Regions from separate parts of the Mus musculus genome. Here regions 2 and 3 are each linked to region 1. A link is a loop called in an ENCODE intact Hi-C map of the cell type or tissue named here. Cell type or tissue: left cerebral cortex. All regions are shown on one strand. Links, peaks and the distances in the headings refer to the core of each region. The heading gives the core; the rest is flanking DNA.

The links. Peaks named below come from ENCODE experiments on the same cell type or tissue, not always from the same donor. Only the 100,000 strongest peaks of a DNase experiment are listed, where the experiment ranks them.
Region 2: a loop joins it to region 1, with 2.4 times the contacts of the local background. A loop is called at or near these places in 4 of 42 quality-filtered maps.
Region 3: it touches region 1 in a loop (5-fold over the local background); 17 of 42 quality-filtered maps call a loop at or near these places.

The regions. Positions count from the first base shown.
Region 1 is chr7:29,046,358-29,056,476 of GRCm38, forward strand. Ryr1 (ryanodine receptor 1, skeletal muscle) reads right to left here. Exons shown (of 106, transcript NM_009109.2): 70 at 9,877-9,891; 71 at 8,532-8,702; 72 at 7,174-7,233; 73 at 6,705-6,842; 74 at 6,232-6,344; 75 at 5,952-6,048; 76 at 5,657-5,763; 77 at 2,633-2,684; 78 at 2,421-2,495; 79 at 1,099-1,198; 80 at 640-719; 81 at 448-524. Among named protein-coding and RNA genes, the nearest start is that of Gm26604, 20 kb to the right of the region's middle. In left cerebral cortex, for the core only: CTCF peaks have their summits at 1,911 (motif pointing right) and 4,632 (motif pointing right); a DNase peak (open chromatin) is centred at 4,633.
Region 2 is chr7:29,150,753-29,160,871 of GRCm38, forward strand. It overlaps Rasgrp4 (RAS guanyl releasing protein 4), which reads left to right. Exons shown (of 17, transcript NM_145149.4): 17 at 694-3,209. The coding sequence ends at 750. It overlaps Fam98c (family with sequence similarity 98, member C), which reads right to left and starts at 5,458. Exons shown (of 8, transcript NM_001146023.1): 1 at 5,378-5,458; 2 at 5,133-5,278; 3 at 4,923-5,057; 4 at 4,400-4,605; 5 at 3,864-3,941; 6 at 3,667-3,783; 7 at 2,570-2,737; 8 at 1,758-2,095. The coding sequence starts at 5,418. The coding sequence ends at 1,952. Spred3 (sprouty-related EVH1 domain containing 3) reads right to left here. Exons shown (of 6, transcript NM_182927.3): 6 at 8,077-10,119. In left cerebral cortex, for the core only: CTCF peaks have their summits at 3,496 (motif pointing left), 4,937, 5,459 and 6,582 (motif pointing right); DNase peaks (open chromatin) are centred at 4,910 and 5,520; H3K4me3 peaks cover 1,685 bases; H3K27ac peaks cover 583 bases.
Region 3 is chr7:29,284,273-29,294,391 of GRCm38, forward strand. Ppp1r14a (protein phosphatase 1, regulatory inhibitor subunit 14A) reads left to right here and starts at 5,048. Exons shown (of 4, transcript NM_026731.3): 1 at 5,048-5,263; 2 at 7,238-7,318; 3 at 7,779-7,811; 4 at 8,918-9,118. The coding sequence starts at 5,063. The coding sequence ends at 9,046. Gm45977 (a long non-coding RNA gene) reads right to left here and starts at 4,027. Exons shown (of 4, transcript XR_003946629.1): 1 at 3,924-4,027; 2 at 570-767; 3 at 304-342. In left cerebral cortex, for the core only: CTCF peaks have their summits at 3,424 (motif pointing right) and 4,762 (motif pointing right); DNase peaks (open chromatin) are centred at 4,807 and 7,011; H3K4me3 peaks cover 1,616 bases; H3K27ac peaks cover 2,994 bases.

The sequences.
Region 1 (10,119 bases), core at 765-8,764:
ACTCAGGTCTTGCACAGCTTAGGCAGGGCTCTGCTGCCAAGGTACAATGCTAGCCCATAACTCAGTGGGTCCATTCCCCCTCCCTTCTCCCTTCCTCTCCCCCCCCCCGCCCCCGCACCCCCAGACACGGTTTCTCTGTGCAGCCCTGGCTGTCCTGGCACTCCCTCTTCTTCTGCAGACCAAGCTGGCCTCAAACTCACTGAGATCCTCCTGCCCCTGCCTCCCAAATGCTGGGGTTAAAGGTGAGCACCACCACGACCCACAACTCGGTCTTACAACTTGTGAGATTCTTCCTAGTAAACGCTCTAGTATTTGTACTCCTCTGTGTAGGGCCCTTTTCCTGGACCAGGAGAGTGTAAGTAGAGCCCGCCTACGCCCCGCCCCCAGGCCCCACCCCCGCCATCGCCCCGCCCCTCAGCAGAGCAGAACTGTAAGGGAGACCCCCACCTGCACGTTTGCATCAGCGCCTGGATACTCTGGAAGAAGCCCACTTCCTTCTTGTCCTTCAGGTAATCCAGCATTTTCTGCAGTGGAAGTGGCAGGAGATGGGGGTGGGGGGCGCCTGGAAGCCACTCAACAACACCCCCCTGCCCCCGCCCCCTCTCAGCCCCTCTTCCCAAGATCCTGCGCGGCTGTTACCTGCTGCACTTCAGCGTTCCCTCCGTTAAGGATGGAGATACCCAGCTTCAGGGTGGAAGACACCATGGCACCCGTTTCTCCTGGAGGTCGCAGAGACCAGGCCAAGAAACAAATTAATAAAATAAATGACCTGTTCAGCCTGAGGTTTTCACAGTCACACACACACACACACACACACACACACACACACACACACACACACAACCTACCATAGGTAGGTGAAAGAGGGGGATGAAGTTTATGTACAGACAGGGTTCTATGTGTGACCAAAGAGTGCAGGGGAGATTCAAAAGACAGACACCCCAGAAAATCAGCAGGAGCTGAAGTATGTATGTAGGTTGGAGGCATGCAGAGGGGGCAAGCAGGGTTGGCAGGGAGCGAGTGGACTGGGGAGGATGTGGCAGGTGTGTTCACAGGGGCAAGGAGGGGGTGCCTGGGATGGGGGGGCAGAGACAGCACCTTTGCAGGCACTGATCATCTGCAGTACCATCTCAGCAGCACCCCGGTTGTGCAGCCTTGACTGCTGGTACAGGAGCCTCTGTTTCTCCATCTCCTTCTCCTGGGGTGGGAACAGGTTTGAGTGCTCGGTGGCAGCCTAGCCTGGGATCCCAGAGCCTCGTCCTTCTCCCTCATCTGTCTTCTCAGCTACAGCCATATCCGCCAACTCTCCATGCATGCCCCAGTGGGCTCAAATTCTGTTCCTCTCCTGTACCTGGCTCATGTCTGCAGACCTCTAGCAGGTCAGTGCCTAAAGTCTATGAACATGCTCTATGTTCCTGTCTGTCACTCTCCAGTGGAAACCTGGAATTCCTTATGCTGTGCAAATGTTGCCAGAACTCTTGCTACTGTTACCAAGAAGACTCACAAATGCACTCACATCACATTACAGTTTCAAATGTCTTGAAATATCTATCACGTAATATGCACTATAACCTCTTAATGAACGCCTGCTACATCTTGCTTCAGATAACTACATAAAGGACAGGCACTATCCAGTTCTAGACTTAATGCAGGGTTCGTTTGCTTTGACAAAGGTCTTACAGTATCACTCTGACTGGCCTGGAACTTTTGGCAATCCTCCTGCCTCAGACTTTCAAGTGCTGGTATTATAACCATGAATCAGTCACTATGTCCAGCTTATGGATTTGTATTTTAAATATATTTTTAAAGGTGTGTTTATTTTATGTACATGTGTGTGCGCACACGCGTGTATAAGCAGATCTGAATGTCTCTATGGACACTTTTTGTATGCATGCAGTGCCCACAGAGACCAGAAGAGGGCACAAGAACCCCTGGAACTGGAGTTACAGGTGGTTTTGAGCCACCATGTAGGTGCTGGGGACAGAAATCAGGTCCTTGGGCAAAGCCAATGTGCTGTTAACTGCTGAGCCATCTCATTAGCCTCTAAACATCTTTTTTCTTTCTTCCTCCCTTCCTTCCTTCCTTCCTTTTTTAAAGTGCAGGTTCCTCATGTCCCCTAGGCTGGCCTCGAACTTATGATTCTTCTGTCTCATCCTTCTGAACACTAGGATGGCAGGTCTCCAACACCACAGCTGGCTGTTGTATTCTACTTTTATCCTTCTCAGATACTTTCTTCCTTGAGAAGCCCTCCCTGGCACCCTCTCACTCTGTGTCTGAGCTGCTGTACCCCTGGAGCTGGCCCCATCTTGGCCCTACCCTTCACCAACGCCTCCCCCTCTGTTGCCACTGTGTGCCCAGGTGCAGCACTCTGGTCACATACAGAGTGAACGGGAGTCAAGAGTTTCCCCCATTCCCCTTACCTCAAAGGACACCTCCACTTCCTCTTCTTCGCCTCCTTCTTCGCCATTTTCCCCGCCCTCCTCCAGGTGGCAGCTCTGGGGAGCAGCATCCGTTGGTGAGAGAGCAAAGTGGATGCCCTGTTCCCCACCCACCTCCCCGGGAGCCCCTTCAGTGTGTGGGACACTGCGGCCGGGGAGATGGGAACACCGGCAGAGCACAGGCAGGAACTCACCTTTGCCATGATGTCAGCGTAAGCCATGTATAGGTAGTCTTCGTCCAGTTTGCTGAGGAGGTAAGCAGAGAGACACACCCAGTGGCAACACCTTGCCAACTTTTTGTTTTTAATTGAGATAAGGCTTCAGGTAGCCCAGGCTGGCCTCAAACTCAATATGGAATAACCCTGAGCCCTTTATCATGGTGCCTGCACCTCCTGAGGCCTGGGATTCCAGCTTTGTCCCATCATGCCTGTTCTTTATGGTGTTGGGGATTGAACACAGGGCTTCATCCACTCTAGACAAGTAATCTACCAACTGAGCCACGTCCCCAGACTTTTGTTTGGGGGCAGATTCTGTCGCTGTAGCCTAAGCTGGCCTTCAACGCTGCTCTCTCATCTTCCTTAGAACTGGGACTACACGTATGCAGCCCCATGTCCAGCTTGAGGTCCATTTTACAATAGAGGTTTCTCTTTGTTTTAGGACGAAGTCAGGCGCTCTTCATGTATTAACCAATTTATCCTCACAGCAGTCCCATCAAGTATATTACCAGCCCCATCTTACAGATGTAGAAAGAGTCACAAAGGAGCTGGAGAGATGGCTCAGTGGTTAAGAGCACTGACTGCTCTTCCAGAGGTCTTGCTGGGGAGGTAACCTACCAACCAATCCCAGCAGCCACATGGTGGCTCACAAACCATCTGTAATGGGATCCGATGCCCCCTTCTGGTGTGTCTGAAGACAGCTATAGTATGCTCATATAAATAAAAATAAATCTTTAAAAAAAAAAAGAGTCACAAAGAAAGACCTGCTGGCCGAGGCTATACAGCTTGCTCTGGAATTCAGCCTACATAGAGTAACAGAGCTACGAGTCTCCCACAGATGGGAAACAAGATACTTGGCTTTTCCACATCCTTTGCAGCCACAGGTGGATGTCAGAGTCTTGACCATGGGCTATGTACATAAGCTTACCAGGGAGGGCGTCCTTTACTGGAGAAAAACAGTTAAAGGTCTTGCTGGGGTGGGGAAGGGAAGGCTGCCCTTTCTTCCTGTCTGGCACATGGTCATGATGTGACCACCCTCCTCTACACACTCCCAATGCCATGCCTTTCCAGCCACAGTCGGCTGAAATCTACTGAAACCATCATCCAAAAACAAATCTTTTGAAACACTGTTCAGCAGTGGCCTCTTAGGCTTGCAATCCTAGCGCTCAGGAGGCTGAGGTGATCCGATCCATATCTGATCCATCCTGGGATCGTTCAAAAAGAACAAAGCCAGGTGGGGTGCGGTTCCAGAACTAGGAGGATCTCTGTGAGTTGCAGGCCAGCCTGGTCTACAGAGAGCTAGTAGACAGGGCTACACAGTGAGACCTTGTCTCAAAAGGTGAGGGAGGGTTGAGGTGAGAAAGGCACATAGTAAATTCTTTAGGCCTTTCTAGTCAGAAAAGTCTCTGTTGACAGGAAGCCTTAATGAGTAGGTGTGGTTACCTTCGAGTAAAACTTCCTTCAAAAAACAAAAGCAAGTGAAACAATCTTTCCTCCCCTTACATAGTTTCTGTGGAGAATGATGTTTATAGTGGCAAGTAAGAAACTGATGCAGACTCCTAAGACCCAAGCTAAGACTGACAGATCAGGATCACCCTGCCCGGCCCCAGACACTCTAGAGCTTGATTTCATGCTATGTGAGAAAAATAAATCCCTGTGAATTTTCATGTCCTCGTTCACAAAATAAAAGGAATTGGTGAGGGTAGTCTGTGTGAGCCAATGTGCATGTCAGGTGCGCAGCATGGTATCAGGCATAATCAACACTCATAGTTTATTCAAGACAGTGCTTCTCTGTGTGACCATGGCTGTCCTGGAACTCACTCTGTAGACCAGAGAGATCCGCCTGATTCTGCCTCATGAGTGCTGGGAGAAAAGGCATGCAATACCCAGAGCCTGGCTAATCTTTAAAGTTTAAAAATGTGTGTGTGTGAGCGTGTGTCTTGGATATATATATGCACTGAGTGCAATACCTTCAGAGGCCATAAGATGGAGCCAGATATCCCCAAACTGGATTTATAGATGGTGGCCAGCAGTTATGTGGATGTTGGTACTGAATATGTGGATATGGGTATAGGGTCCTCTGTAAGAGCCACAAGAGACCTTAACTGCTGTACTATCTCCCCAGCCCCTCAGAAGCATCCTCACAACCATAGTTACTACTAAAATGAATTAATGGCCATTAATTCATTATCAAGTGTTCAAATGAGTTAGAAATGTCTCCATTCCTATCTAGTAGAGAAATTACATATATATTGATTCTCTTCACCCCCTGTAATATCATCCTGATCTTTGTCAGGCAAATGCTTTTATTCCTCTTGCTTTGTTTTGTTACAGCTCTGGGGCGTTGAACCAGGGCCTTGTCCCTGCCGAGCAAGTGTGCTACTACTTAGCTCTATGTCCAGTCCTTAAGCAAGACATGTTCTTTTAATAAACCCACGTGGCATCTTTTGTGAACCCCTCAGACAGGATGTGTTCAGCAACAATATAAAGTACCTGTCTGTCCTCACAGAGTGACACTAAAGAGTCCAATGGTTGGGGACCAGTAAGGTGGTTCAGAGGGCAAAGGAGTTTGCTGCCAAGGAAAGATGAGTTTGATTCCTGGGACTCACACGTGGTTGAGGGAAACAATAGATTCCTGCAAGGTTTTCTTTGACCTCCGGCAGATATGCACACACAATAAACAAATAAGTATAATTAAAAAAATTAAAGGTCAGGTGATTTTTGTTTTAAGGATCTGGGAATATTTCTTTCTTTCTTTCTTTCTTTTTTTTTTTTTTTTTGGTTTTTTGAGACAGGGTTTCTCTGTATAGCCCTGGCTGTCCTGGAACTCATTCTGTAGACCAGGCTAGCCTTGAACTCAGAAATCCGCCTGCCTCTGCCTCCCAAGGGCTGGGATTAAAGGCGTGGCCCGGCCATGTTTGTTTTTTGTTTTTTGTTTTTTGTTTTTTGTTTTTTTTTGGTTTTAGGATCTGGGAACGTTTCTGAGGAGGGAGGAGTCCTCACCTCTTTTCAGTTAGAGCTGTGCGGCTGAAGTGTAGGACCAACTGGTGTAAGGGGTCTGGCTTCTTCTCCTCCACCTCTTCCTCCTCTTCTTCCTGCTCTCCAGCTTTCTGGGGGGATGGGTGAGGGTTGGAGGGGGTGCTTTTTTGGAGTCCCAATCGGTCCCCTTTCATAGTCTTGCTGGACTAGAATTTTGTCTCTTTTCCCAAGTCAAGCCTAAGGGGTCGCGTTTCTCTATGGAGGGCTCCCTTAGTCCCACCCAGCCCTGCCCCTCATCCCCAAGCAGTCCCCAGCTCACCGATAGGTCATCTATCATGCGGTCCTCGAAACTGTGGTCCTCAGTCAGGATCCAGGAGGCTTTGTAGCTCTCCAAGAACATGTTACACGCTCGGTGCCTGCAAGGCAAAGGTCTCCAGACCCCTGAGCCTCTCCTGTCCCCCGCATCCTCCCGCCCCCGCCCCCTGCATCTGCCGCCCTCAGCCCTAAGAATCAACCCTCTTGGTACTCCATCCTCCGGACTCTCGGTCCTTTTTCCTTCCTCCAAGTTCCTGTGCTATCCTCCTTCCTGGATGCCTTACGTGGGCAAGTTGTACAGGGGCGTCATGCGGAAACAGGCCACCACAGCCCTCCGGCGCTGCTTGGACAGAAGTTTATGCCACACCGCCTTCTTGGACTTGTAAGGATGCTCCGTCTAGGGAGTGGGGCAGTCTGTCACGTCTCCTCAGATCATGGCAATGACCCAAGTTCCACCTAACCCTAGCGATGCTGTCCATGTGTGTTCAAGTCTACGTGCAGAGCCGTCAAAGGAAGGCCTAGGCTCCCCACACCCCCGACCCCCGCCAACAGACTCAAGGCACCTTCCAGAAGCCTCACTCTAGCCCCAGTGCTTTATCACACTTGTCCCTAGATGCAGTATGCCCCTTTCCCAGATCCACACCGCTCCATGCTTCCTTGAGAGAAAGGCTCTGTCCCTAGCCCCTCCTATCACCATCTGGCCCCGCCCACAGACCAGGCCCTATGCAAAGACTCGGCCACAGAGGCGCCCGCCCACCTGGTCCAGGTGATAGAGCACTGCGGACACTTCCTGAACTCTGCGCACGATTTTCTCGGGATCATCGGCATCTTCCTCGCGGCCTGGGACGCCGCGGTACAGTGCCATTTGCCAGCGAAGAGATGGTGAGCCTTCCACCTGAAGGGAGTAAGCACCGGGGAGTGACGGCACCTCCCTGGCTGGCTGCACCCCCGCCCCCTCCCCCCGCCAAGCTTAGGAGGTGAATGCGAAGCAAAGTTCCTTCTGCAGAGCTGGCAAGTTTACTCAGTGGGCAGGGGGCTTGCTGCCAAGCCTGAAGACCTGACTTCAACCCCCGAGACCCACATGGTAGAAGGAGAGAACTGATTCCTGCGTCGTCCCTGACTCCTTCTACATGTATGTCAAGACACACTAAATACATACATGTAATTTAACAAAAAGTCCCTCTTCCATGTCGGGTGCTTCACACACTTCCCCTCAAACGACTTACCTTTCCCTGAAGGTTAAGGTTGTTTTGAAGGAATTCACGGACCTCCTCATCTGTATCTTTCTGGGAAGACAAAGCCCACTGGGTCACTCTGGAGGCCTCCCCTTCCACCATGACCCGCAGCCCTCCCCCTTCTAGGCCTGACTTGCTGAGGAACTTGTGTGGGTATGATCTAGGGAAAGTGAGAAGAATGTAACTGTGGGCTGTGGACAGACAGATGTCTAAAGTGACATCACAGGCTCACTCTGAAGGCACGGAGGGGATTAGTGAGCCTGGGGTGTGTGTGACAGTCAAATAGCCCAAAGAGGGATTTTTCTAGGGGCTGAATAGAGTGTGTTGTCTTGGAGGATCAGGAGAGGTGAGGGGGATACAAGGAGGAATGGCAAGGTCAGCAGAGATTATAGGAAGTTGGAGAGGCCAATTAAGTGTCCAGCTACACTGGGCCAGTGGGAGAGTTAGCCGGTGAAGTAGGGCCGTAGGGGTTGTGGGGGCTCTGGAGGGTTCTATAGGGTCCCAAGTACTCAATATCTCCTAGGAGGTTAAAGTTGAGGCGTGGCCTTCGGAGACCCTGAGAAGAGGTTGCTGCAAAATGAGGGAAGAAGTCAGGTGTCTTCAGGACCCTGGGGTGGAGGTGGGGTAGAAAGCTGCCAGATGCTTAGAGGGGTCCTGTGCCAGAATCCTAGAGGACTTCTCAGGGTTACTGAGGCTGGAAAGCATCTTCTCACCATTTTATGTAAGGGAGACGTGGGCCCTAAGGAGCTTTCTTGGTGTCCAGGCTACCTTAAGAAGTTCTGGGGGGTTGGATTAATTGATCCCTAGGACCCTTGAGATGCCAGAGGTTGGGAGTGGGGGTCCTGGGGCAGGGGACATTAGGACTCTGAGAGGCTTTGACTCATAAAGGGTCACTGGCTGCCAGCAGAGGCCTGAAGACAAAAGGAGGTGAGCTGAAAAGTCCCATAGGACCCCAGACCTTCAGTCGTGAGGAGGAGTTACAAAGAGTTCATTTAGTCTCAGGGGATAGTTCAGACTTCAGGTGTCTTGGGGGTGGGGGCAAGGCGGTTTCATGGCTGTGGGAGGAGAGGCCCGTGAAGTCCTACAGAGCTTATTGGGGTCCTATAAGCTATATTGGTCTTTGGTTGCATTTAGGGATTAAACTGTATCCCTGTCCTTAGATTTCTTGGATGGAGTCCTCCACATCCTAGCGCAAGGTTCAGAACATCCTTGAGGGTTCGGTAAGTGTCTGACGTTCTGGAGAGCTTTGGGGAATGCTACATCAGGATTCCGAAAGTCTCCATTGGATCTTAGGGGTTCCCTGGGATCCTAGAAACAGAGTAGGGTACTGGGTGGGGCTGGATAAGCACCAGGGCATAGCGGGCTTTGGCCAGCACAATGAGGTCCTGGTCGGTGGGAGCACACATGTTTAGTCCGATCGGCAACATCTTCTTGAGTGTGGCCACGATCAAGGATGTCTGCACGGAGTAGCGGTCCCCCCGGCGCTTCTTCTTGGTGCGTTCCTGATCTGAGCCACCTGACTGTGGGGACACAGGGTTCAGTGCTTGCCCAAGTCCCCACCCCACCACCCCAGCACCAACCACAACCTATAGCTACTTTATACAACCCAGCATCTAACCTGGTTGCCAAGCAACCTATTTTCACCTGGACCTTGCTCCTCCTTGTGCCACAGCCATGACCATAGCCCCACCCCTGGTCTGATTCCTGCATTCCGGCTTCTAACTAGAGCCCTGGTATATCTATACCCCCATTTTTTCAAACTCTAGTAATCCTCTCTAAGAGAACTCCACAGGATCCAGGGTCTACCACACTCCACCCCACACTTCACATGCCCAAACCAAGTTTCCAAGAACGAAACAAAGATGTCGGCTCACAAAGAGCCCCAAGACACAAGATAAGCTGGAGGGAAGGGGAGACAGAGAGACTGAGGCAGACAAGGACACAAAGAGACAGAAAGTGCAAGACAGATCTGGAAAGATCTGGAAGCCAAGACACAGAGCACAGACTCCCACAACCGTGTCCTGGAGCCTTAGGTGCAGACCCCTCCTTGGCCAGGGCCACTCCAGTCATGCTAACAAGAAGTCCCAGTGGCAAGCTGCGGCCAGAGCCCCACTCATGGCAATACTGAGCTGCCGAAGGCCCCACATGCAGCATTGCTGAGTCTTTAAAGAGCCCCAGGCCTGGGGTCCGTTGGCTGGATGCCATCAGAGGCTCACAAAGATGACATTTGGCAAGAGTCACACAGATCACTACCATCACTGGGTTCTCCCCAGAGGCCAAGTCGCATACCTGTGCTCAGCCAGGGCTGCCCCTAACCATGCAGCTGTCCCACCCATCCCCCTGGGACCAGGTCCACAATGCATGGAGGAAAGCCAATGGCTCAATTTTTTTTTTTTTTTTTTGGTAGCAAAACCAAAAAGAAAAAAAAAAAAAAAAGATAAGGATAAAGAGAAAGAAGAAGAGAAAGAAAACTACCCCAAACCAGAAGAGAAATAATTCAACAACTCATCAAAAGCTGAGAGTGGGGGAAGGAGAGGATGGTTGGGAAGGAAGAAGACAAAGAGGATGGCGGTCGGGGGTAAGGACAGAGGGTGGGGGACAGGGACAGAAACAGGGGGTTTGAAAGGGTGGGGCTTTGAGTGGGAAAAGGTGTTAGCCAAAAGCCATGCAGAAGGTTCCAGATGTGGCGCTGACCTGTACGTCTCCTGCCTGCTTCAGCGGGTTGTCGACAGAGACAAGAAGGGTTACCCCAGCCCGACAGAGAGCCCCAGACCCAACTCCAAGTTACCCTGGCTCTTCTTCCCCACCCACCACTCGTTAGCTGTGTGTTTCCAGACCTTGATTTGGAGGGGGGGGGGGAGCTGTTCTTTAGAACCCCAGAGAGGGCTGTTGTGAAAGGAGGGAAAGGGATGTGGGGGTGATGAGAGAATGAAAGTA
Region 2 (10,119 bases), core at 829-8,828, 100 kb after region 1:
GTTTATGTCCGGTTGGTAAAAGCTACCCAACTCACTTTGTAACCCAGGCTGGCCTCAGGCTCACAGTCCTCTTGCCTTGGCTTCCAGAGTGTTGAGATTATAGGCAGGAGCCATCCTGCCCAGTGGATACTGACTAGTTTTTATTGTGGACAGAGAATAATAGCGGTTTTAACATACTCAGGAGGAAAAGGTGGATAACTACTAGCACAGAAAAAAAAGATTCTGGAAGAAAAAAAAAAAAAACTTGGCATGGTGGCTCAAACCTATAATCCTGCCACTGAAGAGGCTGTGACAAGGAGAATAGCCACAACCTCCAGGCTAGCCTACATGGTGAGGATCCTGGTCAGACTGTCACAGTGAGAGCCTGTCTCAAACAAACAACAACAAAAAGGGGGAAAGCAAGAATAAGGCCAAGAGCACTTGCCTACCCATGCTACCCACACGTCCTTGGCGTACTCTCCAGGGTCGGCGTAGGCAGCATCCACTTGAAACATGGCACCCCCACCCAAAAAAAGATAAGGCCAAATAAGGTCAGGGGCTCAAGTAAATGTTATAGGAACAATTTCCACTCCTAAAGGCAGAGGTCCCATCTGGGAGTACTGGTTCATTTACTTAGCCACAGTCCGAGTGAGACCTTGATCCTGGTTGTGGAGGAATGACATACTCCTCACTGTGTATTCCTCCTCCTCCCAGGTGCCCTGCCCAGCACGGGTCTTACCATCCAGAGCTTCCTCGAAGCCCAGCGTCTGAAGAGCATCTGGAGGCTTTTCCCTTACTCCCCTAACCAACGCCTCCTCCACCCCCACTCTGCCTCTGACAAAGCACCCACCATCTTTTCCCCTAAAAAAAAGCCGTTCTTTTGCACCGCACTGACTGCCAGTCACACTCCTTCCCCTCACTTTTATCTGTAGCTCTGTGCTGGATGCACTTGGGCTCCAGCTGTGTGCTCCCCAGCTCCCCACATCCGAGGAGGAAGACTCAGTAAGGCTGACCTTCAAGCCCAGGTGTGGGAGGCAAGACTCGCCTGTTCTAAAACTGGAGCTCTGAGCCAGCGGCCTGCACGGGCTGTTGGCATGGGCTTGGGAGGCTGTGAGCGTGGAGGGGACAGGGTTCTAACCAGTGCCAGAAAAGGGGCTGGTGTGGGCAGTGTGTGAAAAACATCTTCCTTTGCTTGCTCAAGGTAAAACCCAGTCCTATGGTTTACAAAGCTCTGCAAGATGGCTCCTCACCACCTGTCTTCCCTTCCCACAGCTCACCTTTCCTCATCCTCTTCCACCTACACTGGCCACTGGGTTCCTAGAACATGCCCCAAATACTCCTACCCCAGGGCCTTTGCACTGCCGGTTCCCTCCCTTTACCTGCAATGCTCCTTGCCAGAGGTCTGTATGACTTACCTGCTCTAGAACTTTGCTCCAGTGATGTCCCCTTGGGCGGGGAGGGGGGGTGGGGCTCCTGACCGCAAGACTTGTCACACAGACATGTTCTGAACCCCTCTCCCTTCTGCTTTATTTCTCTCTGGCACTTTGGTCCTCTAACAAGCGAGAGATTCACTATTTATCTTGTTAAATGTCTGCCCCTCCTTGCCAGGAACCACTCCCCAAAGGCAGAGATGTTTATCTCTATTATCTAGCTGTGCCTAGATAGACTACCTGGCTGAGTTGGTACCAGGGAGCACCTATAAAGTCCGATGCTTCAATGTGTCTTTTCCCACAAACCCATACACCCCTGACCTGGTCCCTAACAGAAACAAGATCCTATAGCCATCAAAAGAACTAAATTTATTTTTCAGACAACACGGTTCATAGTGTTGAGTGGCGGCTGGGTGTAGGGCATTTAGGGCCTCTAGAATAGGGAAGGCCAGGCTTGCCGAGGATAACCCCTCAGTGCCTCCTGAAGGAGTGCCAGCAGCATCAGCGCCTGGCAGAATCTGCAACCGTCCCTCAAAGGCCCTTCACTTCTTCTTCTTTCTGCGGCCCCAGCGCTGTTGGCCAGCCTTCCCCCTTCCTCCATCTTCTCGTCGGCTCTTCCAAGTAGGCATGGGAGCTTCCAGCTCACTGGGGCGCCCCCCACGGTCTGGCACATCACCCATAAGCACCTAAGAGTTGATAAGACTTGAGTTTCAGTAGGAGGTAAAGAGAGCTGGGGGTGCTGGTGTCCCCCAGCATCCTATCACTTGGGAAATGGAAGAGTTTATACCCAGCCTTTGGCTACATAATGAGTTGGAGGCTAGCCTGGGCTACCTAGGACTCTATATCTCAAAGGGGGGGGGCGGGGAGGAAGGTGTGACGGTGGTACATACTTTTAATCTTGGCACTCAGGAGGCAGTGGCAGGAGGATCTCTGAGTTAAGAGGCCACCCTGGTCTACAGAGTTCCAGGACAGTAAAAGCTACACAGGGAAGCCCTGTCTCAGAAAAAAAAATCTTTCTAGCTGACATGCAGAGTAGGTAGTATGAATTCAGTTGAGTCCAGAGGCCAGGAACCAAGGAGAACACTGAACCAGGGAAACCCCCAAAAGACCAATCTAAAAGCCAAGGATGCCCAGACTCTCCCCGCCCCAGGTGTGCCCACCTTGTTGATTGCACAACTGGTCCCTCGTCGGGCAGCCACACTGGTAGCTGGGACCAGGCGGGAAAGGTCAGCTCGGGCAGCCAGAACATGTGCGATAGAGACATCAGATTCTGGAGTCAGAAGCCCTCGGATTGGGGACAGCACCGCCTTCATGACCTCTCCGTGGGCCTAGAGCAGGAGAAGGGCATACACGGAGAAGATGCCCAAGAGCTCATCCCTACTCAGGGCCTCCGTGTGCTTTGGAGGGAGTGGGTGCTTCTCCAAGGTGCATGTGCTGTGGTGGAGAGCTGGATGCGAGTAACCCTGGAGTCTCAGCACTAGGGAAGAGGGAGGGTCAGGAGGGACTGTCAAGATCAGCCTCAGCTACCTCGCAAGTTGAAGCAGAAACAAAATCTCAGAAGGGGTTGACCATGTGAGAACTAGAGCCTGGCCGACAATCACGGGGTACCACCATCGGAGGGATTCCTGCAAGTCCTATTGTGTTATGGTGACATGGGATGGGACATTGGCCAGCACCTGTCCAAGGCTACATGTTTCAGCCTCCAAAACCATAAGCCAAAAGGAACTTGTTTTTCCTGAAAAAAACTCTGGGTTTCTGGTATTTTCTGTCATGGCTACACAAAAACAGTTTTAAAAAAAATAGCCTTATTGTCTATTTTGTTACATACGGTAAATAGTTCTGAGGACACTCCCAGCTGAGAGCTGGGATTTCTAGAATGCCCTTGAGGCCCTGGGAGTCTAGAAGTCTTAAACCCTGTAAGATTGTGAAGTGTGGTTTGGAGAGATGGCTTGACCTTAAGGGAACGTACTGCTCTTATAGGAGACCTGGGATCAGTCCCCTGTACCCACATGGTGGTATACATTATAGCTCCAGTTCCAAGGGATCCATCACCCCCTGCTGGCCTCTGTGGATACTGCACACACATGATGTGCACACACATACAGGTAAGACACATAAAATGAAAAGTGCAATCTTAAGATTCTAAAGTGGCCTGGGCCCCAGGATCCCCAAGAGTATATATTCTTCGCCCTCGACCCCCTTCCCTGCAGCCGAGCTCCTCTGGCGGGCCTGCTTATTCTTGTTATGGTCCCCACACCTCTGCCCGGTCACCCCAGTGGAAAGCAGATGTTGTGAGGTCAAGGCGCTTCAGGAGGAGGCAGCGGCGGCAGCAGTACTGCTCTGTCAGGCTTTGGGACAGAGACTCCAGGGCTTCCTGGAAGGAAAGGTCTTGGTCATGCCCAGGGTCCCGTCTCTGGGTAGATACTGTTCACAGCCATCTGCACATGTTCTCACCCATCGGGATGCATCCAGCTGCGAGTTAAGGAGGGGCTTCATGGACTCCGGGGGCAGGGACGGCAGCAGCTCAGAGATCTGGTGGGAGAATCATTAGAAGCCAGTGAGACACAAACAGGATGGACCTTCTCAGGGGCTCTAGTTTCCCTCAACCCTGTGAACCTGGGTCTCAGAAGTGTTAACGACTTTTGCCAACTTGACAATTGCTATTGGATATAGGCGTGCCCAGCCCACTCTGGGCCTGGGCTGTATAAGAGGTAGCTGAACAAGCCGGGAGGCATGTGCTAGTAAACGGTTGTCCTCCATGGCTGGCTTGAGGCTTGGGTTCCTGCCTCAGTTTCCTTCAACGGTGGGCTGTAACTTGTGAAGGGAAACAAACGGTTTCCTCCCCTAAGCTGGCTTTGGTCAGTGTTTTATCACAGCAAAAAGCAAATTAGAACGAATGGCCACTGTCGATGGGTCATCCTTTTTAGAGCTGGTTTTGAAAACAGGCTCCTTTCCACAAGTAAGGTACCTCAGGAGGAGACTCTCTCTACCTTGTCATGAAACTCCCGAAGTAGCTGGCTAGCCAGGGTTCCACGCAGGGGTCTGGGGAGCCCCAGGGCTTGAAGAGTTAGCGTCAGTTCCTGAACAACGCCATTCGCCTTCTTTGTCCCTTCTCCAAAGGATGGCACAGGGCTAGAATCCCGCTGGAGCCTTAGATGCAAGAGGCGGGCAGCCTGGAGCTCAGAGCAAAGAAACCCTAAAAAGAGGAGTAGATCCCTACCCAACCAGAACCTTGGCCCTTCCCCCAGAGTAAGCCTCACCCACCGACAATGGGGGATGTGGGTCCACTTCAGAACCACCCAACTGGCGTTTAACTCAACGCATTAAAGTTTTCAGAGGCCTCTGTCAGAATTCAAGCCAAGCCTTAATTAACCCTAGCCTATCTACCTGCGGCCTTCAAGCTCGCCGCAAAGCTTTGGCCACACCCACGGGAGTCCAGTCTGAGCGTCAGAGCCCGCCCCATTCAGAGGCCCCGCCCACCGCCACCACCCTGGGCCTTCCAAGCTCGCTCACGCAGCAGACGCAGGCCGCCGCCGGGCTCCCGCAGCACGGTGGCGCAGTCTCCGCCGCAGAGCGCGCGATCCGGGCAGTGCAACGCCCGCAGCCAGCCGGCCAACTGCCGCAGGAACTCTTCCTCTGTGTCCGGGCCTGCGGGAGGAAGAAGCCATCAGGAAGCAGCGGGTTCCGCGGCTCTACCCGCCGTCCACCCAGCTTCTCACGCACCGTGGCCGGCGCCCAGCACTGCGGTGCCCTCCTCTCGCCGCTCCAGAGCTCCCAGAGCCGTCAGCTCGGCCGCCAGCCGCGCGCACAGCGCCCTGAAGTCTGCACACGCGGGACCCCGAGACGCCCCCTCCGGGAGGGCATCGTACCTGCGGCGGGGCACGCGTCAGTGCGAGTCCCTCTGCGTCCGCGTCCCCAGGCGAGTGCGCCCTTCCCGTACCCCCAGGCCACACCACCGAATCTTTTACCCCAGTGTCAGAAGGTCACCCGCTACCATGGCCCCATCCATGGCAACTCCGTCTGCGGACCCGGTGCGCGCGCCCCCTTCCGCCAGGGAAAGGCTCCGCCCCCTCTTCCCTCCGCCTCCTCTCTCCCGCTGCTATCCAACCATATTCTCGTGCGAAGGCGCTTCCACGCTCCTATTGGCTTGGTCGCGCGCCACGCGCACCCTTCAGGTAACTTGTCCAGTGTAAATTTTATAGCTTGAGGTTTGGATCTACGAGGTCGCAGGAGGCTCGGGTGTCCCTACTGTCCGACTCTCAAGAAAAAAAAAAAAAAAAAAAAGCAAAAAGCAACTTATTTAACTTTTATACTTTTGGAGGCAGGGTCTCGATTTATACATTTATGTAGCTCAGGCTGGCTTCTTAGTCCTGCTTCCTCCTTCTGTTTGCTGGTTGACAGGCGTGTGACACGCCCAGCTGCCCTTTGTTCTTAGTGCACCCCAGACCGAAAGTCCCATCCGACTTGTTTTTCTTCCACTTTAGGATTAGATTTTCAGCACGTCTTCACATCCACTCTCCCACCTCAGCCAGACCCTCCTTCCACCTCACAGTGGGTCCAGTGTTAGCCAGACTCTCTGCCTCTGTAGGCCTTCGAAAGAAAAAGCAGATGCCATTGAGAAACTCCATCCTAAGGGGGAGGCAAGCCGATGGGACTGGGGTTGACTCCATTTGCCAGCTAATGTTTCTGCCAAACTGGTTTTTTCCATCTATGCGATTGGGATCCAAGGGCAATAAAGTATATGTTTTATGTGCCTGAATGTCGTGTGTGTGTATGTGTGTGTGTGTGTGTGTGTGTGTGTGTGTGCGTGTGCATGTGTGTGCGCGTACCTTGTGCCCACAGAAGTCAGAAGGCTTACAATCTCCTGCAACTGGACTTCCAGGACTTCCAGGTGGTCGTGAAGTCTTGTGTGGGTGCTGGGAACCAAACCCAAGTCTTCTGCTAGAACAAGTGCTCCTAACCACTGAGCCATCTCTCCAGCCATTAATATATTAAATGGAATCTGGCCTCACTAAGACCCTCCTATCTTAGCCCCCCAAGATCTGGGACTATAGGTTTGTGTCACACCCAATGTTTCAAGCACTCATTTTTTTTTTTTTTTAAGATTTATTTATTGTTATATGTAAGTACACTGTAGCTGTCTTCAGACGTACCAGAAGAGGGCATCAGATCTCATTACGGATGGTTGTGAGCCACCATGTGGTTGCTGGGATTTGAACTGAGGACCTTCAGAAGAGCAGTTGGTGCTCTTACCCACTGAGCCATCTCGACAGCCCCCTCAAGCACTCATTCTTAAAAGTGTGAGGATTATGGTCCATATGTTAAGGTGCATCCTTAGTTAATAACAAGTAAAGCCGGGCGTAGTGGCGCACGAATTTGATCCCAGCACTCAGGAGGCAGAGGCAGGCGGATTTCTGAGTTCGAGGCCAGCCTGATGTACAGAGTGAGTTCCAGGACAGCCAGGGCTACACAGAGAAACCCTGTCCAAAAACAAAAATCCAAGAAGTCGGGGAACTGGACTTGCTGCTCTCTCAAAAGCTGGCTCCCAGCACTGACCTCTGGGGGTTCGTAAGCACCCGAGGATCCACCATGCTCTTTGGCCTCTTTGGGCATCCCTGCAAACACACATGTACATAAATACAAAATAATGTTTCAAAACCAGATCTGGTGACTTAGACATGTGTCCTCATAGGAAGATCACCACAAGTTCCATGTATGTGGCCCACAAGCACCAGAAACTCCAGGTCACATGCATGGAGCCACATATAATTTTAAAATATTAAAAACAAAACAAAATCCTTGGGCTAATAACCTTTACTCCTTCTTTGGTGTTGGGCCTTACCTCAAGCTCTTGCCCATGCTAAGCATGTGTTCCACCACTGAGCAACATTTTCAGCCTTCTGTCAAACTCCATGTGTAAACCTAGGAGCTCTGGTTGGAGAGAGAGCTAAGCAAGAGAGTACTTACGGAGCATCTGGGTTTCGGTTCCCAGCAACCACATGGCTCAGTTCTAGGGAGCCCGATACCAAGGAGCCAGGTGGTGCATACACATACCTATGGGCAAGCGAGCACATTTCTTTTCAATTATGGAGTCTTTCCAAACATCCATTAACCTCCCTCTTCCCTCTCACAGACACTACCTGCAGCTCCACAGGGACGACCCCAGGAGTCTTCCTCACACAGCGATAGCCTTTGAAAATGCAAATCAATACTTGGGAGCCTTCTTATGGTCCCATCTCACTCATTGGGGTAACAAAGTGTCACTCAAAGCCTCTCCACCCTCCCCTCCCAGGATCCACCTTGCTTAACTCCATTCCATTGGGGTAACAAAATGTCACTCAAAGCCTCTCCACCCTCCTCTCCCAGGATCCACCTTGCTTAAATCCATTCCCAACTTACCAGCCCAATTCCTACTTTAATGGCTAGTGCTGGTTGGCCCCTGCGCACACCCACTGAACCCCCTCCCCTCCCGTTGTTCACTGTGTCGCTGCCAGTCACAATGGGGCTTGACACATTAGGGGCTTAGTAAATGTACTTGACTGGACATATAAACCAGCCAGATGACCAGCTCAGGACTGCAGAATGTAGAGGGACGAGAAGTAAAGACAAGCCCTTCGGGTAAACAAGGGGACAGGGCGCACCAACACGAATAAAGACCAGGCGGAGACACAGTCACAGACATTTCTTGGAGCAGATCTCAAGTCCCCTCCCTCCCCCAATGACAAGGCTGGGTCTTTGGCCCCCATCCTCCCTCCACATCAGCCTGCCCTGACACTAACAAGGTTACAGACTGGCTTGGAATCAAGATCAGGAAGAGAAATGTTGGCGGACCTCCCCCAAGGTCTGGGGGGCAAGCAGCTGGAAAATTGGGCTCGGGAGCTCTAGGATCTGAGGTCTTCCTGGCTCCCAGGGTTCAGTCCTCCATGCACCCCAGATATGGGGGCAATGAAAGGTAATCATGGATCAGAGGTGGGTATCGACAAGGAACAGGGCAAGGGGACCTGGGAGAGGGGGTACTGGAGATGGGGGACTAGGGAACCTTCCCCAAGTCCCCACTGCTTAATCCGAAGATCTCACAGCACCATACAGCACTCTGGTCCCCCTCCCCACCCCTTCCCAAAACGAGGTAGGTTAAGAATGGAGCTTCCCCCGCTTACCATGGAAGGGGGGGAGACCGAGGCACAAAGAGAGGATGGGGACGCAGGCTGCCCCAGCCCCCAGTCCCTCTGCCCTCAGCTCTGGTGGGTCTGACAATTGATGAGAGCTGGGCAGAAGGGGGATGGGAGGGACACCCTCTTTCCCCATTTTCTCTCACCCATCCCAGGATCTGCTTGGGGGAGCTGAATCACAGGTTCCGGATACAATAAATAGTTAATAATTTAAAGGAAGTGACACAAATATTCATCCCTTGAACCCCCACAAGGCCACCCAAGTCTGGGTAATGAAAAATGATTCAAGTGTACATTCCCAGGTACTTAGGGCCAGATGTAGGTCCTAAGCCCATGAACCATCAAGACTTTGGCTCTGAAATCTTAGTTCTCCTATCCAGGACACCTGATCCTAGTGTCTCTACTTAGGGAAAAGAGGCTGTGGCTCCTCTCTTCTCCATGGGGAAGTACTACAAAACAATACTGAGCTTTTCAGAGCAACCCCCAACTGAGATGGAAGAGGTTCACAGGGGAGGGACCTGAATGTACTAGGGGTTATAGTGTGGGAAATCTGCAAGGTTGGGGTGGGGGTGGGTCTTCTGGGGATCAATTGCTGGCCCCGGAATTACAGGTGTGCAAAGGGTAGGCCTTCTGCGGTCTCTGCTTGATCCCTGTAGCTGCCTGCCTCTGCTGAGCTGACAGCACACAATCTTCCATAGCAAAGCCAGGCCCTAGAGAGGGGAAAGGGGAAACTGCTAGGTGATCCCGGATTCCAGGAATCTGAATTTACACTGGCTTAAGTACCCTGCCCTAGGATAAAGGGGGTGGGGGTGGGAGTCTGGGCATTGCTAGGGCATTTCAGTTTTATGGGCCTCTGGATGGCAGGACATGGGAGACGGGGAAATCAGGTAGTGAGGAAATGGGGGCTTCATTAGTCTACAAGTACTTTGAATTCAAGAACACCTGGAGCCTAACGGTGCTGAAAGACTGTGGCATCTTGTTGCTGAATGTCTCTGGTCTGAAGGGATCAAGGTGTCAGGCCAAAACCAATCCCAAAATTGTGAGGGCTTGACTCCTGCACCCAGGGTCCAATGGCATCTTGGGTCTTAGATCCAGGGCTCATAAAGCCCTTTGGATTTGCTCTCGGGCTGAGAGTCAAGGAATGAAGGACCTGGGTTACCATGACCACCGCATCTTCTAAGTTCCAGGCTTCCACCCAACGTGGTGGAAGGGGAGTGTAGGCAGAAGGAAGCCGATGTTTCCAGAATATTTTAAAATTCAGGCCTAAGGGAAACCGGAAGGTTAGCTAATCTCTACAAACCAGTGTGTTGGGCCCAAAGTGCAGGTGGCCTTCAGGCAGACATTTAAGGATACCAGGCATCTCAGAGCCCATCCACAAGACTCAAATTCTCATGGCTGGCTTAAGGAGTAGGTGTTTGGAGCCTGGCTCCCCCCCCCCCCCCCCAGCATCTTGGTATCTGATATCTGGACCTTGCTGAGCTCTGAAAAGAGCCTCCCAAGTAATTTTGGTCTGAAAATACCTCATATGTGAGGATATCTAA
Region 3 (10,119 bases), core at 1,209-9,208, 240 kb after region 1:
ACTACCACATATGTGTGTGCCTGGTGCCCACAGAGACCAGAAGAGGCAGTAAATTCCCTGTAACTAGAGTTGTAACTCCAGTTGTGAGCCACCGTGCAGATGCTAGGAACCAAACCCCAGTCCTCTGCAAGAGGTACTCCTTGTTTTGTGACTGGGTCTCTCAGTGTAACCCTGGCTCTCCTAGAACTCTATATGTAGATCAGGCTGTCCTCAGACTTAACAGGGATCTACCTGCCTCTGCCTCCAGGGCTTAAAGGCTTGCGATACCACAGCCAGCCCATAGATAATCTTAGGATTAAATACCTGGGTATTGTGGAAGCCAAGGCCACTGTCACCAGTGTGCTGCAGAAAAAACATGAGTTATCAATACAGTGTTTGCCTTAAGCAACTAAGGTAGTTTTATGCCTGCTATTTTCTTTATCTTGCCCAGAACGCTGATCCCCACCCTTCCGGCTTCCCTCCAGCTCCTACTCTGTGCTTATAAACAACCCCAAGTGGCTGGAGATCCTGGTTGGGGAGAAAACACCATTCATTCATTCACTCATTCATTCATTGAAGCACGTACTTACTCCACACACATTTTGAGTCAGGTCCTGCTATAAATGCGAGAAGGTACAAGCGTGAACAGATCCAGGCACTGTTAGAAATCACCAGGCAGCGACAGCCAGTAGACGTTTGATGCTTGCCATGACTCTTGCTTTGGAATGGAATTATCCTCAGTACCCACTGAGGTGACCTCAGGCCTCTAATCCCTGTGAATAAGAAGGCTGAGGGAGAAAGGACATGATGCGTGTCAGGTCAGCCTGGGCTACATAACAAGGTCTCAAAAAGAGACAAGACTGGGCATGGTAGTGTCCTCTTCTAACCCCAGCACTCAGGACACAGATGTGCGTGCGGAAATCTCTGTGAGTTTGAGACCAACTGTTCTACACAGCAAGTGCAGTAAGACCCTGTCTCAAGAGGTGGTCAGGGAAAAGGGGGAACAAGAGTTGGACAGCTGGCTCAGTTGGTAAAGTGCTTGTCATCCCAGCTCAGGGACCTGAGTTGGAGCCCCCAGCACCTATGTAAAACGCTGGGCAGCATAGCAGATGGCTGTAATCCCAGGGCTAGGGAAGCAGAGGCTGAGGGAGCCTAGGGTTTGCTGGCAAGGAAGCCCAGCCAAATTGACAGTTCCCGGGTTCAAACATAAAATGGAGAGGCTGGAGAAACGGCTCAGCGGTTAGGAGCACTGACTGTACTTCCAGAGGTCCTGAGTTCCAACTCCCAGCAACCACATGGTGGCTCACAACCATCGGTAATGGGCTCTGATGCCCTCTTCTGGGGTGTCTGAAGAGAGTAATAGTGTTAAATACATAGATAAATAAATAAGATGGAGAGCTCTGGCCTCTCAGGGTAAGCCTGCACGTTCAAACGCAGCTGAAATGAAACAAACTGGGATTTCCTTGTTAGAATTATAGAGAACTTGCCTAACAGCTCTTTATTCTGGCTGCTTTGGTTTAAAAGAGCAACTCATCATCATCTCAGTGAAAACCTGCCGATTTGGAAAGGTCAGCTGTCATCTTTGGAAAAGCACGGGTTTGTAGAGACATAATATGAATAACAAGGGCTGTTCTAGGGCTGAACACAGGCCTCCCAGGGCTGTGTTGTGTGTGAGAGAGGCAAGCACCCTCATAGATGTGTGTATATTCTCTCTCTCTCTCTCTCTCTCTCTCTCTCTCTCTCTCTCTCTCTCTCTGTGTGTGTGTGTGTGTGTGTGTGTGTGTCTTTTTAACTTTAATTTTGTCAGGTATACTGGCACACACCTTTAGTCCCAGCAGATCTCTGAGAGCCCTGATTTACCTCTTTCTGCCTTATTCCTTCTAGAATAGACCTCTCAGTAAACCTGGATCTAGGTTGGCAGTCTCCTGTGTCTCCCACCCAGATCTGAACTGCTCTATAGAGCCAGTCTCAGTCAGGCTCAATAACTTTTGCACACCCTGTCTTAAGATAATAATAATGATAATGATGACGACGATGATAATAGCAGGAGGAGGTAGGGAGAAGGGTGGAGGTGTGGCTCTGAGGTGGAGCTGAATAAAGCATCCCCTTGGATGGAAGGATCCTTTACACTGATTTGTTTGGAATTGTGCAGTGTGTCCGAAGAATGACTTTTTAGAGAGGAGGTAGGTTCAGATAGGATCTTTCTATGTAGCCAACAATGGCTCCTTGCGCTTATGTATTTGTGTGCCCAGTCATGTACTTGTAGGTAGAGGCCAGAAATCAATATCTGCTGTTTGCTTCAATCCACTTCCACTTTATATTTTGAGACAGGGTCTGTCACTAAACTTCCAGTTTGCTGATTCTGGTAGACCAGTTGGCTGGAGAACCCTAGGGGTCTCCTTGTCCCTAATTTTCTAGAACTATCACTATAGACAGGCACCTCCATACTCAGCTCTTTTTTTTTAAATGTGTATAAGCATTTGCCTGAATGTATGTATATATATATGCATAACATCTGGGTGCCTGGTGCCCTTATAGGTCAGAAGAGGACATTCGATCCCCTGAAATGGGCATTACAGTTGGTTGTAAGCAACCATGTGAGCTCTGGAAGTAGGACCCGGGTTCTCCGCACGAGCAGCCAGTGTTCTCTTTTTTTTCTTTTTCTTTCTTTCTTTCTTTCTTTCTTTCTTTCTTTCTTTCTTTCTTTCTTTTTTTGTTTTTTCGAGACAGGGTTTCTCTGTGTAGCCCTGGCTGTGCTGGAACTCACTCTGTAGACCAGGCTGGCCTCAAACTCAGAAACCTGCCTGCCTCTGCCTCCCAAGTGCTGGGATTAAAGGCGTGTGCCACCACACCCTGCTGCAGCCAGTGTTCTTAACCTCTGAGCCACCTCTCCTGCCTGTGCCAGGCTAACACTTGGGCTAGGAATCCTAACTCAGCTCCTCATGCCTGCAGGCCAAGCCCTGTCTGACTGCACCCGTTCTCCAGTCCAGTGTGTCCCCCTTTTGCCTGCGCCCAAGGCGCATAACTCCTACTGGCCTTTAGTACAGTGCTGGTTGAGAAGCAGACAAAAAAAGCAAATGGTTAAATCATACACACACACATACTCACGCGCGGGCGTGCACACACGCCTTGGTAAAGTGCTGTTGTGTGGCGCTGAGCTCAGGCACAGACTGCCTGCTCACCACCTGTGCGGCTTGAGCTCACCCAGACCCTCAGCAATAAGGAAGTGTGGTTCTTGCTGCTTCTGGCCTGAGTAAGACAACTTGCAAAGCCAGGATCTTCCCTTGACACCCTTGGTCACATTACCATCCACTTCTCCTTGTCATGTAATAAACTGGAGACAGCGCACCTACTGCCACTGCCGCAGCGTGAGCACTAGGGGGACTTGGTTCTGCGCTGCCTAGTACAGTGCCTGACATAGCACATGCTTGTGCATGCCCGAGTGCTGGGTGTATTCTTCAGGAGCCCTTGGAGGCCAGAAGAGGGCATCAGATTCCCTGAAACAGGAGTTACAAGTGGATGTGAGCCATCGTGTGTGTTTGTGTGTGTGTGTACATGTGTGTACATGTGTGTATGTGCTGGGAACTGAATCCGGTTCCTCTACAAGAGCAGCTGATGCTCTTAACTGCTGAGCCATCTCTCCAGGTACCCCTGCCTCCCATATTTGAGGTAATTCTCAGCATGTAGTCCAAGTTTACCTCGAATTTTCATCAGTCTACCTCGGCCTCTCTTGTACTGTCTTTACCACCCTTCCTCAATAGCTGAGATTCATGTGCGGGGTCCTTAGGCTTAGCACCAAGCCTCTTTACCAAGGGAGCCATCTCGCTCACCCAGGCTGTTGTCTGTCTGTCTATCTATCTATCTATCATTATCTATCTATCTGGGCAGGGTCCACAGCTCAGCTTGTCCTGGACTCTGAAGCTCACTCTGTAGCCTACCCTCACCTTGAATTCCTGAATCTCCCGCCTCCGCCTCCTAAGCACCCAAGTCACATGCTGTTGACACACTCAGTAAACAATGTGTACTGGGAGTGTTGGTATTCTGTCTGGACTCCACCCCCACAGTTACCTGGCAGCAGCCAGGTATGCTCCTCCCCATAGTTACCTGGCAACAGCCAGGTAGACCTGGCCCATTATAAAAGGGGCTGCTTGGCCCCTCCTCCCTTTCTTTCTCTCCTACTCTTGCCTCTCTTCCCTCTTGCCTCCTTGTTCCCCCTCTCTCCCCATTCCTTTACCCCCTCTCTCCACGTGGCCATGGCCGGCCTCTACTTCTCTACTCTCTCCTTCTCTCTGCCTTTCTCTGCCTCTTAACTCTCTTCCCCATGCCCTGAATAAACTCTATTCCATGGTATACCGTCAGTGTGGCTGGTCTCTCAGGGGGAAGGGATGCCTTGGCATGGGCCCGCCGAGACATCCCCTTCCTCACACCCCCCAGAACATGTTCTTGTACAGCTTTATCTCTTTTTATGATCGCAACAGGAACAAGTGAATAAATGGAAATAAGTGGATGGAAAAGTGCGTGAATGAGCGGGGTAAACTAAAAGATGATTCAAGCACTGGCTTAACACTCCTGGGGTCCGTTTCCGATCACCTTCTGGGAGCAGGGGTGAGAAAGAAAAAGTTGAGTGTGGTGGCTCAGGTCTGGAATCGCATCACTTAGAAGGTGGAGACAGGAGGTTTAGGAGTTTAAGGCCAGACTAATAGGTCCCTCTTAAAAAGAGAAACTTCAGTGGGATCCCCCTCCCGTACAGCTAGGCCTGGCGCCCTTGCAACACCCTTCGCTGCCGCCAGAGGGAGCACAGGACGGACCCTAGAGCGTGTCCTGGGACCCCGCCCGGAGATGCCTGCCCTGGGGCACTCTAAGATGGGCACCCCGCCCCCACCCATCTGAACCCCCGCAGGACCCCGGGCTTGAAGGCTGCACATTAGCCAGCTTGCCTCTGCAGGAAGGGAAACTGAGGCCCGGCGATCGGGGAGGGGCGGGTCCCAGAGCACGAGCCCCCGCCCCCGGTGGCCCCGCCCCGGCCATTAAGATCCCGGAGCGCGAGGCAGGGCGCAAAGTAGGGGCAGCGGGTGACGGTACGATGGCTGCGCAGCGGCTGGGCAAGCGCGTGCTGAGCAAGCTGCAGTCCCCGTCGCGGGCCCGCGGCCCGGGGGGCAGCCCCAGCGGGCTGCAGAAGCGGCACGCGCGAGTCACGGTCAAGTACGACCGACGGGAGCTGCAGCGACGGCTGGACGTGGAGAAGTGGATCGACGGATGCTTGGAGGAGCTGTACCGCGGCAGGGTGAGACTCAGAGGGGCCGGGGCTGAGGGACGGAGGTAGCCTAAGACCCTGCAACCCTGCGACCTCGGTGACCCTAGTACTTGCTCGCTGGTGCACCGACTGCGGCCTTTGCTAGGATTCATGGCCCGAGGCGCTGGTCTCGGTGCTTAGAGGCATCCAGCTCGCGGACACTCAGACATGCACCCAGGATCCCCAGACATGTGTGCGTCCAATCAACCCAGACAACTGGGAAGGGCTGGGGATGAGATGGGGGGTGGCGGGCAGAGCCAACATATTGAGAGAACGGATAGGGACAGGGGATGTCCTTAAGCCAAACATAGACATGGGTGACAAGGGAGATAGGACAGCAGAGACTCTCAGCAGAGGAAACAACAATTTTCACAGATGACGGAAGTCACAGCCACTCAGACATAGCACCAAAGTGAGCCACACACAAACTCACAGGAACACAAGTGGATTAAGTTAAGGGACAACATGGCCTGCCATGGAATACTGACATGCACGCACAACACAACCCCCCTGGGCGCCAAGTGAAGAGATACAGCTGGGCACAGATACACATCAGTTCCAGCTGGGGTGCTCCAAGCTCCAATAGCTATCCAGGGACACAGAGTGACTCAAGTTACATGGGCCATTATCTGCTGCCAAAAAAGAAAAGTATGGCTGTCTACAAACAGAGTGGCAGATGTTAAAGTTCTGTGTGCATGTGCACGCGCGCACGCACGCATGCACACACACACACACACACACACACACGTCTGTGGAAATTACACACGGAACTGGTAAAAGTGTCCCAGGAACACAGAACACTAGAAACCAAGGTAGGCAGGGCCGCTAACGCTTGTGACCTCAGCACTTGAGAGGTGAAGGCTGGAGGGTTAGGGGTTCAAGGACGACCTTGGATAAGGAGACCCTGTCTGAAAAGTCTAAAACAAACCTGGCATGGTGCACCTCACACCTTTTAGACTCAGCATTGAGGAGGCAGAGGCAGAGAGATCTCTGTGAGTTCGAGGCCAGCCAGTTCTACAGAGTGGGTTCCAAGTCATCCAGGGATACACAGAAAGACCCTATCTTAAAAAAAAGAAAAAGAAAAAAAAAGATAAATAAAGATAGTCCCTACAGCTTGCCATGTCTGACCTGGGACAGCCACACTAGAGAGGCAGCCACACTGGCTACACTCTCTCAAGGCAAGTAGGCCCCTCAGTCTCGGGCCCAGCACACTTAGATGCCAGAGATCCCTTCTCCCACACAGGACAGCACCCTCATTGCCCAGCTGGGCAGCAGAGCTGGCAAAGTAGAAGCTTAGGTCCAGTGGTCTCTGGCCCAGGACAGCTGGATCTTGTCCACAACATGTTCAGATATCCTTTGTATCACCACCACGAGGCCTTAGCCTCCCCTCAGAGATGATTCCTGTTAGCCGGCCATGGTGGGCCTAGGTGGTCACTTCTCTGACTGAGCAGCCTGTGATGTGGCCCAGGGAGGTCTGGCTGGCCATAAGCCCCAAAACCCTTCTTGTCCCCAGGGGAAGGGGCCCGCCCCAGCAGTCTCCCCTCCCCCACACCACTGCTAAGACTTTCCCTTGAAAGGGCAGAAGCCAATCCCTCCCCAAATCCTAGAATCTGACATTCCCAGACTCGACTGGGCCTGCTTTGCTGAGTAGGGACTGCAGCCAAGGAGAGAGCCCTGTGCCAGCCCCAAGGCCCCCGGGGCTGAACCAAGGGTGCAGGCATCGATTGATCGGGCTGGTACCAAGGCCTGGGCCTCCTTCCACCCATCTGTCACCCCCCTCACCCCCACACCCCACCCAGATGTCTGACTCGGTGGTGCTGTCCCTGCCTGCCACATCATCTATCGCTGCAGGCCCGGCCAGCTGGGCCTGGGGTTGGTGAAGTGCCTCCAGAGCCCTTGACAAAAGGCTGTGGAGTGGGTACAGGGAGACATGGACTCTGACCAGTCCACTCTCCCTGGCCGTAGGAGTCAGACATGCCGGACGAGGTCAACATCGATGAGCTATTGGAATTGGACAGTGAAGAGGAAAGATGCCGGAAAATCCAGGTAGGTGGAGAGAAAGGAGAGAGTCGTCCCTCCCCCAGTCCAACAAATCACAGAGCCCTAAACAGGACAAGCCAAGTTGACATGTTTATTAAACACTTGCTAAGCCAGACACTAAATCCTCCACAAAACGCTATAAAACATTTACCACCGAAAGGAAAATGAGACTCAGCAGGGCTGAAGTGTTTGCTCAGGGTCACACAGCTTGTCCAAAGCTAGGAGCCCAACCCAGGCTGCCCCTGTCCTGTCCTTCCCCGCTGACCTGACCACAGAGGCTTGGCCTTCTAGCCTTCTGGAGCTGGTCACTCTGAGCTCCTGCTTGAAGCCACTTGGGCGGATCAAGAAGTCTTGTTCCCTTGGGAAAGGGAAGGGCCTCTGAGGGAATAGGTGTCATCTATTTACTGGTTTTTGTTTGTTTGTTTGTCTTGGCTTTTGTTTTGTTTTGCTCTCCCCCATCCCCCAGGGACTTCTGGAGGCTTGTGCAAATCCCACAGAGGTGAGTTTCTGTCTTTCCCAGAGGGAGTGGACCCCTCACCTCACTGGGGGAGGGGGAGGGGAAGGCTGGCCATAGCCAGGATGGATGGGGACAGTCCTGCTCTTTGTCATCCTTGTCTCCTCCTCCTCCTCCTCCTCCTCCTCCCCCTCCCCCTCCTCCTCCTCCTCCTCCTCCCCCCTCTCTTTCCCATCTGTCACTGGGATCCACAGGCTGCTGCCTCAGAGCCCATCCCCCACGGGGCTCCTGTTTCTGCCCATATGGTGCCTGTCCCTTGCTGGCTGGCTGGGGGTTGGGGGGGGGGCTCCCCGTGACTGTCCATACCGTCCTGGGGTTCCCTGTATACCTCTGGAGGGCCCCCATCCTGCAGGTCCTGGAGCTGGGCAACACAACCACTCCCACTTCCTTCCCTGCTTTAAAAGGGAAAATATTCACGGTTCTCCCCTTAGCTCCTAGATGCCAGAGGGACAAACGTCACCGCCTGTCAGTCGGCCTGGAGCTGGCTCAGACCTGGTCTCTGGGGACTGTCTCTCAGCCTGAGAAACATCTCCCTCTTCCATCTGAGCCTGTGTCTCTCTCGGATCAGGGTCTTTGTCTCTCTCCATCTCTATTTTTTATTTGACTTTATTTTAAGTGGATAAGTGTTTTGTCTGCATGTATGCCTGTGCACCACACATGCCTGGTGCCCATGAAGGCCAGAAGAGGGCTCAGATCCATTGGAGCTGGTGTTACAGACAGTTGTGAGCTGCCATGTGGCTGCTGGGAACCGAACTCGGATCCTCTGGAAGAGCAGCCACTGCTCTTAACCACAGAGCAACCACAGAGCTGCCTTTTCACACCCCTCCCCCTTTTTCTTGAGATAAGTACTCAGTGTGTAAATTCATAGCAATCCTCCTGCCTCCAGTAGAACTATTGACCCAGGGAGTAATTTCAGCTTCCTCCAATCTTTCTACCTGCCCCTGCCCTTTTCTCTTGCCTATCTTAGGCTCCATTCCCGCCCTGTTTGGCCCCAGATCCCACTTCGAATAAGCTGTTGCCCAAAGAGACACAGGCCTTGGGGTGGGAGGCCTCTCTCCTGCTCTGTTCTCAGAATCCCACTCTGTCTGTAGGACTTCGTCCAGGAGCTACTGGCCAAGCTTCGGGGCCTGCACAAACAGCCGGGCTTCCCGCAGCCCAGCCCCTCAGATGACCCCAGCCTGAGCCCCCGCCAGGACCGGGCCCACACTGCCCCACCCTGACTGCGCCCGCCTCTGCGCTCCACCCCCAAAGCCCAGATTGTTTCTAAGTTGTATTTAATGGTTCTGTAACTGCCTCTGGTGTCCGGATTTTCCTCTCCCCATTACCCTGGCCTTCTGCAGCCCCTTGTCCTTGGTCCCCCAAGCCACAGCTGGCCCTGACAGACGGAGAAACATTCCTCCTGGCCACAGAGCCTGAGAACATACCCTACTGACCCTGAGGCGTCCTGGAGACTCACATCCTGTCCCCACCTCCCCCATATGGACCCAGTCCCAGCTCCTAGGGAAGGCCAGGGCCAGATCCCCTGGCCTTCAGGGTCACGGGGGATGTGCACGGCCCACTGTGACCCTCTGTCATCTTCCCATAGGGCATCACACAGCGATGAGGCCATTAGTCCGCTCTATGGAGAGTGTGCTTGGTGTAACTGTATGAGCTGAGGCCACAGAACAGCGGAACATAGCATTAAAGTGGGAGAGAAGAGCCCAGAAGTGCACAATGGGTTTAGGTACCAGGGATGGGAGGAGCTATTGCCCCTTCTCCAGGGGAGGGGAGACAGAACAATAGGACAATAGAGCGCTTGCTAGAAACCTCCAGTGAGAGACTAGGGGTGTGGCTCAAGCAGTAGAGCACCTACTTAGCATAATCAAAACCCTGGTTCCATCCTCAGCAGGGAAAAATATCTGGGAGGGCTTCCTGGAAGCAGCAGCATCGAGGCCAGAACTTACACAGGTTGCTTCAACCATTCTGCAGTGTGAACTTGGAAGCAGAGAGCTTGATACCAGGGTTCTGTTGGGGATAATACAAACTATTGATCAGGATGAACAGTGTCCCCAGAGCCAGGCAGGGCAATCAACCGATCAAGGATTGCAGATGCCTTGCCTACCGTACCTCTCAGAAGTGGAGAGTGGCTACCTAACATCAGCCTCCCTGTGACTGACGCTCTGACCCCAAAGTTCCGGTGTCTAGGAAAACAACTCACCCATCTTAGTGAGACTGCCCACCCCACGTGCTGCCCACTGCCCTCTTGGACAAGGGCTCCATCCTGGGGATCCGAGCCACAGAGCAGTAAGGGAAG